2 separate regions of the Homo sapiens genome follow, and region 2 is linked to region 1. A link is an interaction called in ENCODE POLR2A ChIA-PET data of the cell type or tissue named here. Cell type or tissue: MCF 10A. All regions are shown on one strand.

Region 1 (8,000 bases):
ATTTCTACCTTTTCTCCCAGTGGGGCTATATCATCATGCAAGATATGAATGCATCATCATCATTTTACCTGGAGAAGTGCCATGGGTTTTCTAGAAAATTTGCATCTCTAGAATTTAGACTGGAGACACCTTGTATGTCATAATTCTGTGATCCTGGCTTTTAAATTTGTATTCTTATGATTTTGGCTTTCTGGGATAACTTTCTGTTCTCCCTTTTCTAATACCTAGCAAAGATTGGATATTTTGTTAGTATTTGGATACCCAAAGGAAGACCTGGTTGTCTTCCTTGTCAGACCATCCCTCACAATCCCTTCAGACAGACTGAAGAAAAATTGGTATTTTCAAATGGAGTCTATGAGATGAATTGCAGATGGTGCCTGTTACCCCTACGTATGACAATCTCAGTAGAACAGTGATTTATAGCTTCCCAAGGAGTTTGTATACAACTTGCATTTTTTAAAAAATAAAATGAAATGAATCCCTATATAACAGAAAAAAAAAAGAAAATTATCTTTCTTACAGTCTTTAACTTTGATCTGTGTATTTTAGTCCCCAAAGAAACATCGAGGCATTTTAAAGCATAAAATAATCTATACCTACCCAAAGAACAGATCCTAGGTCTAATACAATTCAAGTCCAAATGAAGAGTTTCATTTTCCCAGGAGGTTAAACCTCCAACAAGTTGAAATTAATATATGTATATAAATTAAAGAATCTGCAACATTCAGAAAACATCCCTTGCCTTTGAGATTCACCAACTTTTGCTCTGAAATTTCTGGAGTTATTAGGTGGTAAAACTGTAGGTCCACAGCTAAGGCAAAAACAGATTAGCCATATAGGTCAAACAATATGAATAGAATATCTATAAATGTATTATTTATGAAAAAGCTAGCATTCTGAAACTAAATTAATTTAGAGAGTGTTTGTCTAGAAACACTTTCCTATCCAGAATCAATTACCATTAGACTGCTTAGTACAATTGTCTAACAAACCTACCGGAAAGCCATTAGACAACAAGTATATGAAGATAGTTAACTTAATTAGTAATCAGGTCACTATAAATCATGACAACAAGAAAATGCCATTTTACATCCATTCAATCAAAATAATTAAAAGTTTGATAACAATTGCTGGAGCAATGCTAATCAATAAATCTTTTACATCGTTGTGGGGATAAAATGGTACAATTGCTTTGAAAAGCAATCTAGCATTATCTTGTAAAAGTGAATATTCATATGTCCTGCGACCTATTGGTTCCTCTCCTAGATATAAATTCATGTGACATGTTTGTTTATGTGCACTGAGAGACATATATAAGGATGTTTAGAGCAGCACTGTTTATAATTGCAAAAAGAAACAAAAGTTTAAAAATCTGTATTAAATGCAAATAACCACAAAGAGGGCCAGGCACGGTTGCTCATGCCTGTAATCCCACCCCTTTGAGAGGGTGAGGTGGGCAGATCACTTGAGGCCAGGAGTTTGAGACCAGTCTAGCCAACATGACAAAACCCAATGCTATGAAATTTGTTGTATTTTTCTACTTAAAAATATAAAAAAATTAGCCAGGCATAGTGGCACACACCTGTAATCCCAGCTACTTGGGAGGCTGAAGCATGAAAGTCATTTGAACCTGAAAGGCAGAGGTTGCCATAAGCCGAGATCTTGCCACTGCACTCCAGCCTGTCCAGAGTGAGACTCTGTCTGGAAAAAAACAAAACAAACAACAACAACAAAACACACAAGAGGAGAATGGATAAAGTGGATTAAAAAGATCATAAATGTGCCATTACACAGTAGTGAAAACGAATAAATCACAACTTGTATAACATGGATGAATCACAGCTACTACTGAGTGACAAAAAAAAAAAAAAATCCCAGAATCTGTATATAACATAATAGCCTTTTTTTAGAAAAATGAAAATAAAAGCTCAGTATAAAAAATATTACTAAATATATGCTATGTGTAATACAACTATTATCAAAAAACAAGGTGTCGCTTGGACGGTGGCTCACACCTGTAATCCCAGCACTTTGGGAGGCTGAGGTGGACGGATCTTCTGAGGTGAGGAGTTCGAGACCAGTCTGGCAAACATGGTGAAACCCTGTCTCCATTAAAAATACAAAATTTAGCTGGGTGTGGTGGTGTGCACCTGTGGTCCCAGCTACTTGGGAGGCTGAGGCAGGAGAATTGCTTGAACCTAGGAGATGGAGGTTGCAGTGAGCCGAGATCGTGCCACTCCACTCCAGCTTGGGTGACAGAGCAGAGACTCTGTCTCAAAAAAAAAAAAAAAAAAAAAAAAAGCAAGGTGTCCTCATCAGCTTGTACTATTGTAACAAAAATACCATGGACCAAGTGGCTTACAAACAATAGACATTTATTTCTCACAGTTCTGGAGGCTGAAAGTCCAAGATCAGATTGCCAGCATGGTCCGGTTCTGGTGAAGGCCCTCTTCCAGATCACAGGCAGCCAACTTTGAATTGTATCCTTACACAGTGTAGAGCAGAGCGGGGAAGCAAGCTCTCTTGTGACTCTTAGAAGGGCACTAATCCCTTCTAAGAGGCTCCACCCTCATGACCTCATTTAATCCTAATTATTAGTACCTTCTAAAGGCTTCCCACTACATATCGTCACATCAGGGGATAGGGTTTCATCATATGAACCTTGGGGAGACACAAACATTCAGTCCATAACACACAAAAAATAAAAATACAAAAGGCAGAATGATGGATAGCTTGTATTGGAAACTTCCGCCCAAAAACAGGATGGGAAGGAACCCAGATACCTGCAACCAGTTGCCAGTATTCTAGCTCTTGGCCTGGGTATAGTGTTCACAGATGTTTATTATTTGTTGAAATAAATGAATGAATAACTAAATAAGAGAGCTGAAGGAATTAAAGGCACAATGAACCTGACTGTATATACTTGTGATACATAAAAATAAGACTTTGAATGGATGTCTGCGTTTGAAATATTTACAATCTGATTGATAAATACGCATAAACAATTACAGAATGTGTACCACAGAGCTAGGCACCCAACTCTTCAAAATCTAAATTTTATTAGGCTTTTGTTCTGGGTGAGAGGATGGGCAGAAATGTTTCCTCTGAAAAATGCCATTTCGGTAACATAATACGTGGGTCATTAGGTCAGGAGAGATTAATTCTGCCATGTGGTACTGTTAAGTCTATCTTTTAATGATAATTTTGTTGTTTTTAGCTTCTTGGCAGCTGCTCTACAATTCTTCCCCTATATGATTTTTTTTTTTCTTTTAGACTGTTAACAGAGTTACTGCATTTTGTGTGAAGGTGACATTATAATTACTACATATTAAACAAGCAGGATCCATAGGTATCTAGACTAAATGAAATGGAAAAACGGGTCTGTCATTTATTTTATGTAATTTATATGATCTTGATCTGGGCAATTTAAACTTCTAAACTCTAAGCTTAGAGTCATATTTCCATAAGCAATTGCGTCCTTTATGAATATAATTCAGGCCTTCTAGTCTTTCATGTTGACTGATGGGAAAGTGCAGAGCAATCAAAATTCATGGCTGGGACAGATCTGAATTGAGGCATCACAAGAATTAGGGTTTGGGGTGTGTGTGTGTGTGTGTGTGTGTGTGTGTGTGTGTGCCTAGATCATTGTTTTGGGGAGAGACTTTCTACAAATATAGGTCAGAATAGAAATATCCTTGCGTATTTTGCCCAAGTGGCTGAAAGAACAGCACGCCAGCACTCCCTTCACCCTTTTCAGGACCTTATTCCAAATTGCAGGGTTTAAAAAAAGTCTTTGTATTTGTTTTTTATTAGTCTCTTATATAAAAATATTAAAACTACAAGGCAGGGGTTATTGCTTACCAATGCACTGCAGTGCCAGCTCCAGGGCCAGGCAGTAAATATTTGTTGAATGAAAGACTAGGCCCCCATTAGGCAATGAGGCTGCTTTGGCAATCAGTCTCCTTAAATGACATTATTTACTGCTGAAAATGTGTTTTCCACATTGGCTTAGATCTTTAATTTACACAGGCCCATTGCCACACTTCAGTGACACAGATCACTTTCTGAACACTCCCATAGCTTTTCTGACCTCCTTCTCACATTGAGACATGTTGAAAAAACAAAACACATTGCATTCATTTTTATTCAACAGCACAGGCTTGCCCTACCCCTACCTCTAAATTGCAATTCTTTGATTTTTCACTATAGAGCTAACATGCCCCAGCCTGTTGATTCCATAAACTTTCCTTAGCTTTAGGTTATACACAGGGTTACATCTCAAGTGGAGTCTTGTCTGCCTGTTTACTAGACCACTTTAGAGATTGTTCAAACCCAAATAGCCAGGAGAGAGATGGGAACTTAATTTGTTTCAAGCTTCAATGGCTGGAGGCTAGACAGACTCTCAGTTTCCCATGGGTGGACTACTAAATGTTTTCAACCTTGGTGAGCAGCAAAGACGTTGTACATACACCATACAGCAATTTCCCAACAAGTACAGATCACACTGAAATGACAGGGTTGCCTGTTCAATACTGACTGAGACCCACCTACCTAGGGAGTTGAGCAATTCTTTGCTTGTTCAGTACTTCAGTCCTCAAGTCAGTTAAACAGAGCTCCTCACACACACGACAGAAAGTACAGCAAACATGCCATGTACCAAACATGATTGGGCTATTGCCTGTTCTCCTCTCCCTTCACCTTCACCAATCCTTACTGGAATAGCTTTTAAAGTCCTTTCTGTTGACCTGGAAGCCATTATTGTAACAAGAGGTTAAAATCAGGGTAAATTGAATTGCTATGCATGACTGAACCCAGTCATCTGGAAGAATGACTCAGGCAAGAATTAAGTTTGAAATTTGAATGTGTTAAGTGGCATAATATGGAAAAATTACTGTTTTGTTAACTATGTCTAAGAAAAGATGGTAAACTGAGTATATCTCAAACAATTTGATTTAATTTAGTTCAGTGTTTATGAACACTAATTATATGGCCTTGAATTGGGCTACAATGAAGGAAAGACATTGAAGGAAAAGAGAATAGATTTCCCCCCTTAAGAAGTCCAGAGTTTGGGAGCTGACTGATTCACATATGCCAGTGAAATACCTGTGATTAACACAGACCAGCATGTAATAAACATTTACAAATCTTATTAGGTGGTGCAAAAGTAATTGCAGTTTTGCCATTGAGAGTAATGGTACTATGACTGCTATGTGTCAAGTATTATAAGAATGCATGAATACTTTTATTGTGCCTAGGGGAGATGTATTAGAGAAGGCAATACATTAGCAGATTCTTGAATGGTAATCCTGCCAGTAGGGAGCAAGGGAGGACATTTAGACAGAGACTGCATATATAAAGCATCCATGGCATAACAAACAGCCATTTCAGTGGTGAAAAGTCCAAGTCTTTCTTGGCAGGCCAGGGCATATTTGGCAAGAGAACTGTCCACAGTAGTCCAGTCCAGACCTCATTGTCCTAGTCCTGGTGTAGACTGGACCAAGATAGCTTAAGGCAGTGTTGCCAGAGGGAGGATTTAAAATACAGTTCGAAAAATGCAGCCAAAGTAAGCAAAAGGTGGTGCCAGTGGTCAAGTTCGAAGAGTCAGCTGAAGCTGTAGGTGGAGTAATGAGTAATACAGTAAAAAGTAAATAGGGATAGGAAGCAGTTCCAAATGCAGGTTTAGAAATAGGGCAGGAGGTCCATTTCATTTGGATCATGCTTACTGACACCACTGAAAATGGATGAAAGAGAAAAAGCAAAAGGATCAGTTAGAAAACAATTGCAAAAGTCAAGCAGGAGATGAAAAGGACTTGAAACAAAGCAGTATTAGTGGAGTCAAGTGTGAGAAAAGTTTTGGAGACAGCATGCATCACACTTGATAAATAATGAATATGAGGTTGAAGAGACAGACCTAGAAAATGCTCCAATCGTGCTCAGGGACAATGTCTTGCAGAATGTGAAGTGCACATTGAACCTGTGGCTAATAAGTATTTACTCAAGGGCTAGAACACATGAGTTTTGGAACCAATGAATGAAAATTATCATTAGCCTCTCAGTATAATTCTTACTGACCAACCCACTTGTAGATTTACATTTTCCATTACCTTGAACTTAGGTTCTGCCAAAGTACAGGTCTTAATTCTCAATGGGGGAATGTTTTCATCAGTGGACAGTTATAGTTTTGATAAACTTGGAGCTATGACTTACTACCATATTACTTTGCAGTCCTATGCTAATGGCCCTAAAGGCAAAGATTTAGGGTAAAATGACCCTGATAATAAATAAAGATGGAATGTAATTAGTTCCAAAAGAGAACAATGAAAAAGAATACCATGAAAATCCAGAGGATAGAGAAATTTGGTAACATTCAGAAATGCAAAAATGGAAAGCCAAAAGATGGGCTTTCATTCACAAGCAATCATAAAAATTAATAAGGACAGGCCTGGTGTGGTGGCTCACACCTGTAATCCCAGCACTTTGGGAGGCTGAGGCAGGCAGATCACAAGGTCAGGAGATCAAGACAATCCTGGCTAACAGGGTGAAACCCCGTCTCTACTAAAAATACAAAAAATTAGCCATGTGTGGTGGTGGGCACCTGTAATCCCAGTTACTCAGGAGGCTGAGGCAGGAGAATGGCATGAACCTGGGAGGCGGAGCTTGCAGTGAGCAGAGATCGCGCCACTGCACTCCAGCCTGGGTGACAGAGTGAGACTCTGTATCAAAATAATAATAATAATAATAATAATAAGGACAAATAAATAATAATGTCAGAAATTTACATCTCTTTTTTTGTATGAAAATGTTTACAAATAACGTTTTGAAAGTGTCTGTTGGATAAATAAAGATGTGATCTGTGTACAATTTGGTTATATTTTATTGAACTTGGTGATATGGTTCAACTATGTTTTTTAAGAATAATGAAGGAAATTAGGAAATAACCCTTGATAGCAAACATTTTAACACATTTTTCTATTGACATTAAGATAATATTTTTTCTTGTATTATTGCACCATATTATTTAGGTTGTAATAGTATAAGAATTTAAAATATCTTTAATATCATAATTGAAACATAATAAACTCAGGGAGAGCTAAATAGATTCAACTTCATTCTCTTGGCCTTGTGATGATCCCTCCTTCCTGTCCAGATTCAGATTCATATTTCAGAATAGGTATGAATGCAGTCATATAATAAATGTTTCCAAATATCAGTTTTACTTGAGTGGTCTTTTTTCTAAATAGTACTTCTGCTCCTATTCTCCAGCAGACAGAATAACTTGGTTTAAAATGGTGTTGTGTTGACAGTCAATACAGTGTTATGAGTAACAGCGTGAGTTCTGGAGTCAGATGAAACTGGGCATCAAGGTCTAGGTCTGACAACAGTTGTGTTACCATGTGCAATTTTGTTAACCTCCCTGGGCCTCAGACACCTTATTTGTGAAAGGGAAATCATAATAGGATTTACCTACCTCATAGGATTTTTGTGGAAGTCAGATGAGCTAGTACAAGTAAATAGGAGTAGTAGTTGCTGGTTGTTTTTCTTAGTTTAACAATGTGGTTTCAAGAAGTAGTAGTTGTCGTTAAAAGATAATTTCAATAAACAGGGAAACCATGACATTCATACAGCTGAAAATGAACACGTTAAAAACTTTATTTAACATATTAATCAGTAAAATAACCAAACAGATATTATAACCTGTTCGAAAGAGAATCCTAAGAATAGACACATTTATAGATTTGGAATATTAACATGGATGTAAAAATGGAGGCAAAACTGATTTCTTCCATAGTGGAGATGGGGAAACAATTGAACGGCCACTGTAGAGAACTTAAATGTCTAGAGACAAGACTTATTTTTGCACTGCTATCAGTTATCTACAACTTATAGAATTGCAAAATAAATTCCATAGAATCAAAGCTTTAAAATGGGAGAGAGCTGTGCTAGAGACTGTGTATTTTTACACTGAAGCACAAACACAAGGTTTCTCTACATAGTAGTGG
Region 2 (8,000 bases), 260 kb before region 1:
CTTTGGGAGGCCGAGGCAGGGGAATTGCTTGAGTCCAGGAGTTGGAGACAAACCTGGGCAACATAGAGAGACCTCGCCTATAAAAAATAAAAAATTAGCTGGGTGTGGTGGTACGTGCCTGTAGTCCCTCTACTCGGGAGGCTGAGGTGGGAGGATCGCTTGAACCCAGGAGGCTGAGGCTGCAGTGAGCTATGATCACACCACTGCACTCAGCCTGGAAGACAGAGTGACAAAATTAAATTAATTAAAAATAAATAAATACTTAAGAAGCAATTGATAAAAGGATTCATAGATCTTTCTTTTTACCTATGCTTTTGTTGAGCAGATTTGTAAGTTGTTTAATTCATTGTCTCAAATTTGGTGGGCTTATTTTGTGAAATAGTTATCTTTCCTCATATGCCAAGTCACTTTCCCTTTCAGTTATTTAAACTAATCATCTCTCAGAGCTCAGATTTCCAATAGTAGCCTATAAATGATGCATCATAGCCTTTAGTAATGCATTTTATAATCATCAGAAGCTGTGCATTATTTTTTTGCATAATTCAAAGTTTTTCTGTTTAGCATTAAAATAGCAGATTGGTTTATTTGCAGTGAGATTCTTTCAACTAATAAAAACATAGCTAGTTCTTCTTAGTAATACTTTGAAATCTAACTGTGTTATCTCTTGGAATATTTTATTTGTACCCTGTGGAAAAATATGCATCTCATTCAGACAATCATGTTGTCTTCTCTCTGTCTAAAATTATTGATACATTGATTTTAAAAACACTCATACACACACAGAAATAGGGAGAGAGAGAGAGAGAATATATATAATAGGTCAAGAAAGAATTTGAGAGGTTACCTCTTTCTTCAGGCAGGACTATATCTGAATGATTCTGAACAGATAAATATCTATCCTAGGAATGGAAATGAAATTTTTTCCCCTAAGGGAGCTCTAAATATATTTCAGTCTGCTCATTTGCAAGAGTCATTTACATTGATTTCCATGAACCATTCCTAGGTCTATTCTTCATACAACCCTTGACTTATCAAAACCTCTCTTCCTCTCTTTCTCGCTCTCTTTCTCCTATTTATTATTCATTCAATTCATATTGAGTGCCTACTCTGGGAATGGTCTTGTGCAAGGCATTATGAGAATCTCTGAGAAGTGAAACATATAGTTCTACCCCAAATAACTTACACTCTACTGGGGAAGCCAGAGTTTGGGCCTAAGGAAAAGTTAAATGACTCCACAAGAGATGCTTATAAGATATCAGACAGTGAAGTGCAAATGAAGGATAATAACAGATAAATATGAGTAATGATGATGGCAGAATAAGCGTCTGTTGAGTACCTGCTGTATGCTAGGCCCCTGTGTGTGTTGTCTCTTTTTAATCCTCAACAAACTGTTGAAATAAAGATTTTTATACCCATTTATATAATTACAAAATATTGGATATGAGTATTCAAACTGACTCAGCTTTATCTGAATCTAAAACTCATGTTCATTTCACTGGGCCACACTTTCTTTGAACTTCACAGAAAGCAATGCTCCCTGTGGACTGAAATGTTTCTGGAGGAAGTAGCAATTGTTAGATTCCTATATCAAGCATCTACGCTGTGTCAGGCACTTGCTAGATCTGTACTCCCATTGTTAAAAATGAGGAAACTGAGGCACAGAAAGGCCAAGTAACTTGCCCACAGGCACGTATTAAGAAAGTGTTACAGCCACTATATAAATCCCAGATAGTCTGATTCCCAACGTAATTCTGCCTCCTGCTTTGTGCTGGATATCAGAGACATAATTTTGAGTGGCACAAGAAGGTTTTCTTAGTCTTTATAGAGTAATATGGAAAGAAATGTATATGATGAAGTGTGATAACTATTTTGATAGAGGAAGTAGAATGCTGTGGGGATACAGAAAAGTGTTCATAATCTAGACAAGAAGAAAACAGAGAATGCTTCCAAAGGAGAAGTTTTTAAGTCAAAACCTGAGGGATGAGTAGAAGAGAGCCAGGGAAGGAAGAAAGGAAGATGGGCAGTTAGTCACAGCCTATACCCTAACTCAGTGATTCGTTCACAAAGCAGCCAACTGCTTCTATTAACGTCTTCCCTCAATATCCACTGGGTTCACTCCTTAATTTCATTTAGGTCTTTATGCAGATGTGACCTTCTTACTGAGATCTCACCACCCTATTTAAATTACACCACACCCCCACGCTACCAATTTCTCTCCATGTCATTCATTTAACTGCCTGTTTTATTTATTTGTTGTGTTTTAAAATTGTCTCTTCCCTCCCATATGAATATGTGCTCCCTGAGAACAATTTTCTTTCTGTTATTTTCATTGCTATATCTTAAGCACCTAAGACAGTGCTTGCAACATAATAGGCTCTCCATAAATACGTTTGGGCTCTCCATAAATACTTGCTGAGTGAATGTTGAGTGGATGAACTAAGAGTTCCATAAATTCCTGACTTCATGATTGCTGTCGCATGTGACTCAGACATACTTTCACTCAGGTTTCTCAGTAAACACTTCCCGATGTCCTTAGAATGTCATGCTCCATTCTAAATACTCTAGGAGGCCCCAGGCTATGTGGTGGGCAGGTTCCTTTCACCAGGGTGCTTTTTATCTCCCTAAACTCAATAAACCACAAAGAGAATTTTCTCCAACTTTGTGTAGTACAGTGGCTTTTAGTTTCTGTTTCTATCCATCACCTGCACAGTGACAAAGACTCTCTTCTGTGCCAACTTTAGTCAGGGTCCTTTGAAACTTCTTCTCGTCTAGGCTTCTAATTTGGCCTGTTGAGCCCCATTTTTGCAAATAATCCTGCTAAGTCCTTCAAGAATCTCTCATCCTTACCAATTGTTGATCCACTGACCTCCTCACTCTCCTCATTGGGTATAAATCTCCAGCTGTCTTTGCAATAATTAGGAGTTGAGTTCAATCCCTCTCCTCTTTTGCAATAGTCTTGAATAACATCTTGGCTGTTTGTAACAAGTGTGTGGTGCAAACATTTTTTATTTGGCAATGTTCTCTTTTCAATTTTATTTCCATAAAGAAGTTTGTTTCTGCTGGGCACGGTGACTCACGCCTGTAATCCCAGCACTTTGGGAGGCTGAGGGGGGCAGATCACGAGGTCAGGAGTTCGAGACCAGCTTGGCCAACATGGTGAAACCCTGTCCCTATTAAAAATACAAAAATTAGCCAGATGTGGTGGTTCACGCCTGTAGTCCCAGCTACTCGGGAGGCCGAGGCAGGAGAATTGCTTGAACCTGAGAGGCAGATGTTGCAGTGAGACAAGATCGCGCCACTGCACTCCAGCCTGGGCGACAGAGCAAGCCTCCATCTCAAAATAAATAAATAAATAAATAAATAAATAAAGTTTATTTCTAGATCTCTTTGCCCAATTAATCCTCTGAATCTCATCCCTGTGGTACCTTCCTGTGTTATGGTGTTTGTCACACTAAAATTTAATAATATGCTTTCTGATTTTTGCTTAATTAATAAGACCTTTGGCTTTTGGTTGACTATGTTTAAATATGAGTACACTATAAAAATATTTAATATATCAGAGCCACTATATGTAGCCTGTTTTGTCTATGTCAATAAACTTCTATTATTTTCTCAGATAGTTTGCTTTATAAACATAGGCTGACAGTTGGTACTTTGCTCCTTTTTTTAATATTCAGATGAAGGTACTGAAGCAGAGATTCCAAAGCCTGTTTTCTGATCGCAACAGAATCTAAAGACCTTAGAGGAGGCAAGAGTAACTCATTTGATCAGAGAGGAAGAGGAGAGAGGAGACAGAGAGAGAGAGAGAGAGAGAGAATGAGAGACAGACAGACTGAGTAGAATGAGAATATTAGGTGCCTGACTAGGAAACTGCAGAACAAGGTGATTACTCCTTCATCCTCCCCCTCCCCTCATGGAGTTGCCAAAGAGACTTGAAGTTATATTGTCCTGGTGATGGAACACTGTGGTTATGGTTACTGTGTAACTTTTGAAAATAATTTTTGGAATCATTGGTTTGCCAAGTAAAGTCCATTCATGTGCTATTATGTCATTATACCAGGAGAAGAATGGCATATTAGAAATAAAAACTGGAAAGAAAACTTGAAGTTAATGTCTAGTTTCTGCCCACGTGATGTGACTGGACCTTCTGTATAATGATGGCCATGCTTACAGCAGTCTGAGCAGACCAAGGTCAGAATAGCAACCTGCTCCCTGCTATCACTTCTATTACAGTCACCTCATTTCAGCCCTTGGACACAAAGCAAACTTTATTTGGAATTTTCCTGGCTGGTGAGACATCCACTCAAGGATTTTTTTTAGGTCATCTATTTCTTGTTTCTCCAATATGGATTCAGGAAAAAAATGGATCTAATTATGAACCTTTTGATCAATCAATTAGATGTTTCCTTGGTCTTTGAGCAGAAACTTAACATGGAATTCCTGAAGGTCAAATACATAACTCTGAATAAAATATTGAAGCGGGTTTCAAGTTTCATAACTACTGAATTTTGAGATAAGTGTTTCCATATGTTTCTACTGATGAATCAACCTATAGTCACTTCATAGTTTCACTCAAAAACATTTTTTTCCTTTCCCAGTTTTGTTTTTCTATTACATTTGTGTTTCTCTTCATCCCACATGAAATCTTCTATTCCCAAGAGAGCTCCTGAATGAGAAAGAAGAGAGGACAAAACAATGAAGTGTGAGCACGGAGTCAGTTGGGCAAAGTCCCAAGATATCTTCACAAGAAGGAATAACAAGGGTGGAGTGCACAGTAGGAGCAAAAAGTTGCTGAGTCACATAGAGACTAATGTTCCCACACTAGGATAGGAAGATCTTGGTACACAGACAACAGTTTGTCTGCAAGTCTTTTCCAGGGTTACTGGGCTGCCTAAACCAAACCACCCCTTCAGGCTTACAATAGTATGATGTTCAGCGACTCATCTCTTAAGACTCTTCCTTTTGACTCTTGTCATGCCTTCCCCATAAAGATCATTTCATGAATGGTTTGTCTGTGGTTCAGAGAGAGACATGTAAAAAGCTTAAATAGTATAAGGTAGGGTCTAGGATTAGTGAATTAATTCAACACATATTTATTGAACATATATTATGCATCAGTCATGTTTTTCTCTAGGAATTAGAAATAGAGTTATGGGTCACTGCTCCATTGAGCTTCCGTTCTAGCGATAACTGGGGAGTGGTGAAGAAGTCAGACATTCAGCAGATAAGTCAATGAACAAACATGATTATTTCTGAAGGTAACGTTTACCAAGGAAATAGGCCTGGGGGTTACCACTGAAAGTGATGAAGGGAAGGTGGAAGTGAAGTGTTCCAGGCAGAGGGAGCATCATATGCAAAAATAGCATGTGCAGATGAGAGTGGCTTCCATCCTTTTTTTGTCAGCTTCAAAGGCTTCTAGGAGCCATGGCAGAAGCTGTGATATGCCCAGAGGGCCCTGCAGTCTGTTGATGTTTCAAATCTAGGGAAACACAAGGGCCCTAGGCAGCATAGCCCTGACCTAAGAAAAAGAGGGTGATTAAACACCTCATGTCTTCTTTTGTCATTTTTGCTATTTTACCTCCCCTCTCAGTCTCTACCCACTTCTAGAACAATCTCATCTTTAGGGGTAGCTGCAAACAAGTCCCCATGGAAATGCTGAATAAAAGTATTTGAGGAACTTCTGTAAATAACTTTGAGAAATGATACCATAATTTCACTGGGCTTTGAAAAAAGTGCTACACTGTGGAATAATGAGTTTTATTGTAGTACATTAAGTCACTGATTCTCAACTGGGAGTGATTTTGCTCCTCTGTCTCCTTCCCCCAAGAAGACATTGGTAATGTCTGAAGACACCTATGATTGTCACAACTTGGGATATGAGACATCTAGTGAGTAGAGACCAGAGAGACACCATTAACCATGTGATAGCACACAGAACAGTCTCCCTACAACAAATAATTATCTAGGCCTGCATAAAATGTTGAATCAAAGCTCTTGTAGTTCTTCTTACCAGCATAGATTTAATCTTTCACATCAGTGTCCGGTGTTGTCAGAGTACAGAATGGGTTCCGTTTCTGGAGATTGTTAGTCTTCTGGATCCATTATTGGGGCTCAAATCCTGGCTCCTGACTTATCAGAGGTGTGACTAAATGTCTGTGTGTGAGGCCTTGAGCAAGTTGGTTAGCATTCTGTGTCTCCATTTCCTTATCTGTAAAATGAAGATAATAATAGTCCCTACCTCCCAAAGTTATTTTGAGGAAACTGTGAAGTGATGTATTTGATTATTAACAGGGTCTAGCATACCACGATCACTCAATAAACATTAAACATTATTATTATTTCCTGCTGCCAAGTCTTGCTTACTGAAATCAAGACTGGTAACTATCAGAAGATTTGGGTGGAGATCATCAACATTAGCATACCCTGTCCCACAAATTCATTTTGGATCCTTCATCAGCTAGTGGCAGCAAGTATTTATGGACTGCCCAAATGTATTTACGAAGAGCCTGTTATGTTGCAAATACTGTCTTAGATGCTTAAGATATAGCAGTGAAAATAACAGAAAAAAATTGTTCTAAGGGAGCATCTATTTGTATGAAAGAAAATAGACAAAAAATAAACAACAGTCAAAATATGTAGTTAGGTGAATGTTGGGGAGAGAAATTGGTAGTGTTGGAGGTGTAGTGTAATTTAAATAGGGTGGTGAGGAAAGACCTCAGTAAAAAGGTGACATCTGAGTAAAGACCCAAGTGAAATTAAGGAGTGAACCAAGTGGATATCTGGGGGAAGAAGTTAATAGAAGCAGTTGGCTGATTTGTGAACCAATCAGAGTTAGGTTATGGGCTGTGATTTTGTTGACTAATTGCACATGCCCCTTTCTTCCTTCCCTGGCTCTCTTCTGCTCATTTGGAAGAATTCTCTGTTTTTTTTTTTTTTCTTGTCTAGATTAGAAATTCTTTTCTCTATTCCCACAGCATTCTACTTCCTCTATCAAAATAGTTATCACACTTCATCATATAACTTGTTGAATTTTCTTTCCATGTTATTCTAGAAGGACTAAAAAGACCTTCTTGTGCCCCCAGAAATTATATCTTTGATATCCAGCACAGTTCCAGTAACCTGCCAGGCATCCTGCTGAATAGGGAGAAGGATGAAAAATATGGAGTGGACAGACCTGGTGGAAGTTTCCCCTTGAGTGCAGCAACGTGATGACCCCAGAGAAAAGCAGTAGACACATTTATCTTTGACTTGAAAATAGAGCTGATGTTTTAAAGCCTCAGTAAAGTATCTTAGCTATTTGAAATTTGCATGTGTCGTTGCACCACTGTCTGCGGCAGCTGATTCCTGAAGCATGATTCAAAGTGAATTTGAATTGCCTTTGGTATCTGCTATAAGGCTTATTAGACAGCTTTTGGGGACAGGCCTCAAAGTGAAAAAAGAAGTATAGTCCATTGCTGAGCAAGGAAGAGTATTTGAAACTGGCTTGGTTCAGAAACAGTGGCTACCTCTAAAGTGTCCTTGTCAGAGGCATGCTTAGAGTGACCAGTCATGCAGCAAAGACTTGCCTTTCAACAGCACATGTTATCTGGCAGAAGAACCCTTCATTACAAAGACAACAGCTTCCAGTGGCTTTTCCTAGAACTGTCCAGAAGCTCAGGTTTTCTCATTGAAAGATCAAGATCCTAATCTTTTATTAACTCTATGCCTATGCAGTATTTTTTTTTCTGTGATTTTTATCATGGAAAGAAAGGAATACGTCTTCTCAATATTTGGATCTTTTTCTTAGATTCCTGCCATCTTTTCAAAGCTTAATGATATGGACAGTTTAAACCCCGTTGTCATATTTGAATTTTCTATTCTCTGAGAATAGTGATTTAAGAGGCTCAACTCTCACAAGAAAAGTATCTGAGGAAATTGAGCAGAGATATGAAAAATAAATTGTCATTTGTTTACAATAAAATTCAATTCACTTTAATAAATTTTGTATTAGAAGCTGCCAA

What was found. Peaks named below come from ENCODE experiments on the same cell type or tissue, not always from the same donor. Only the 100,000 strongest peaks of a DNase experiment are listed, where the experiment ranks them.
Region 2: POLR2A ChIA-PET joins it to region 1 with 10 read pairs; 2 of 35 experiments call an interaction of 5 or more read pairs at or near these places.

What each region holds. Positions count from the first base shown.
Region 1 is chr12:91,815,225-91,823,224 of GRCh38, reverse strand. No RefSeq gene overlaps it. Among named protein-coding and RNA genes, the nearest start is that of LINC02404, 56 kb to the left of the region's middle. In MCF 10A, no CTCF peak of the experiment used is centred here; no DNase peak of the experiment used is centred here.
Region 2 is chr12:92,075,167-92,083,166 of GRCh38, reverse strand. All of the region lies in intron 1 of LINC01619 (long intergenic non-protein coding RNA 1619), which reads left to right. Among named protein-coding and RNA genes, the nearest start is that of LINC01619, 64 kb to the left of the region's middle. RefSeq lists enhancers at 4,640-4,934, 4,283-5,482. In MCF 10A, no CTCF peak of the experiment used is centred here; DNase peaks (open chromatin) are centred at 2,486, 2,946 and 4,746.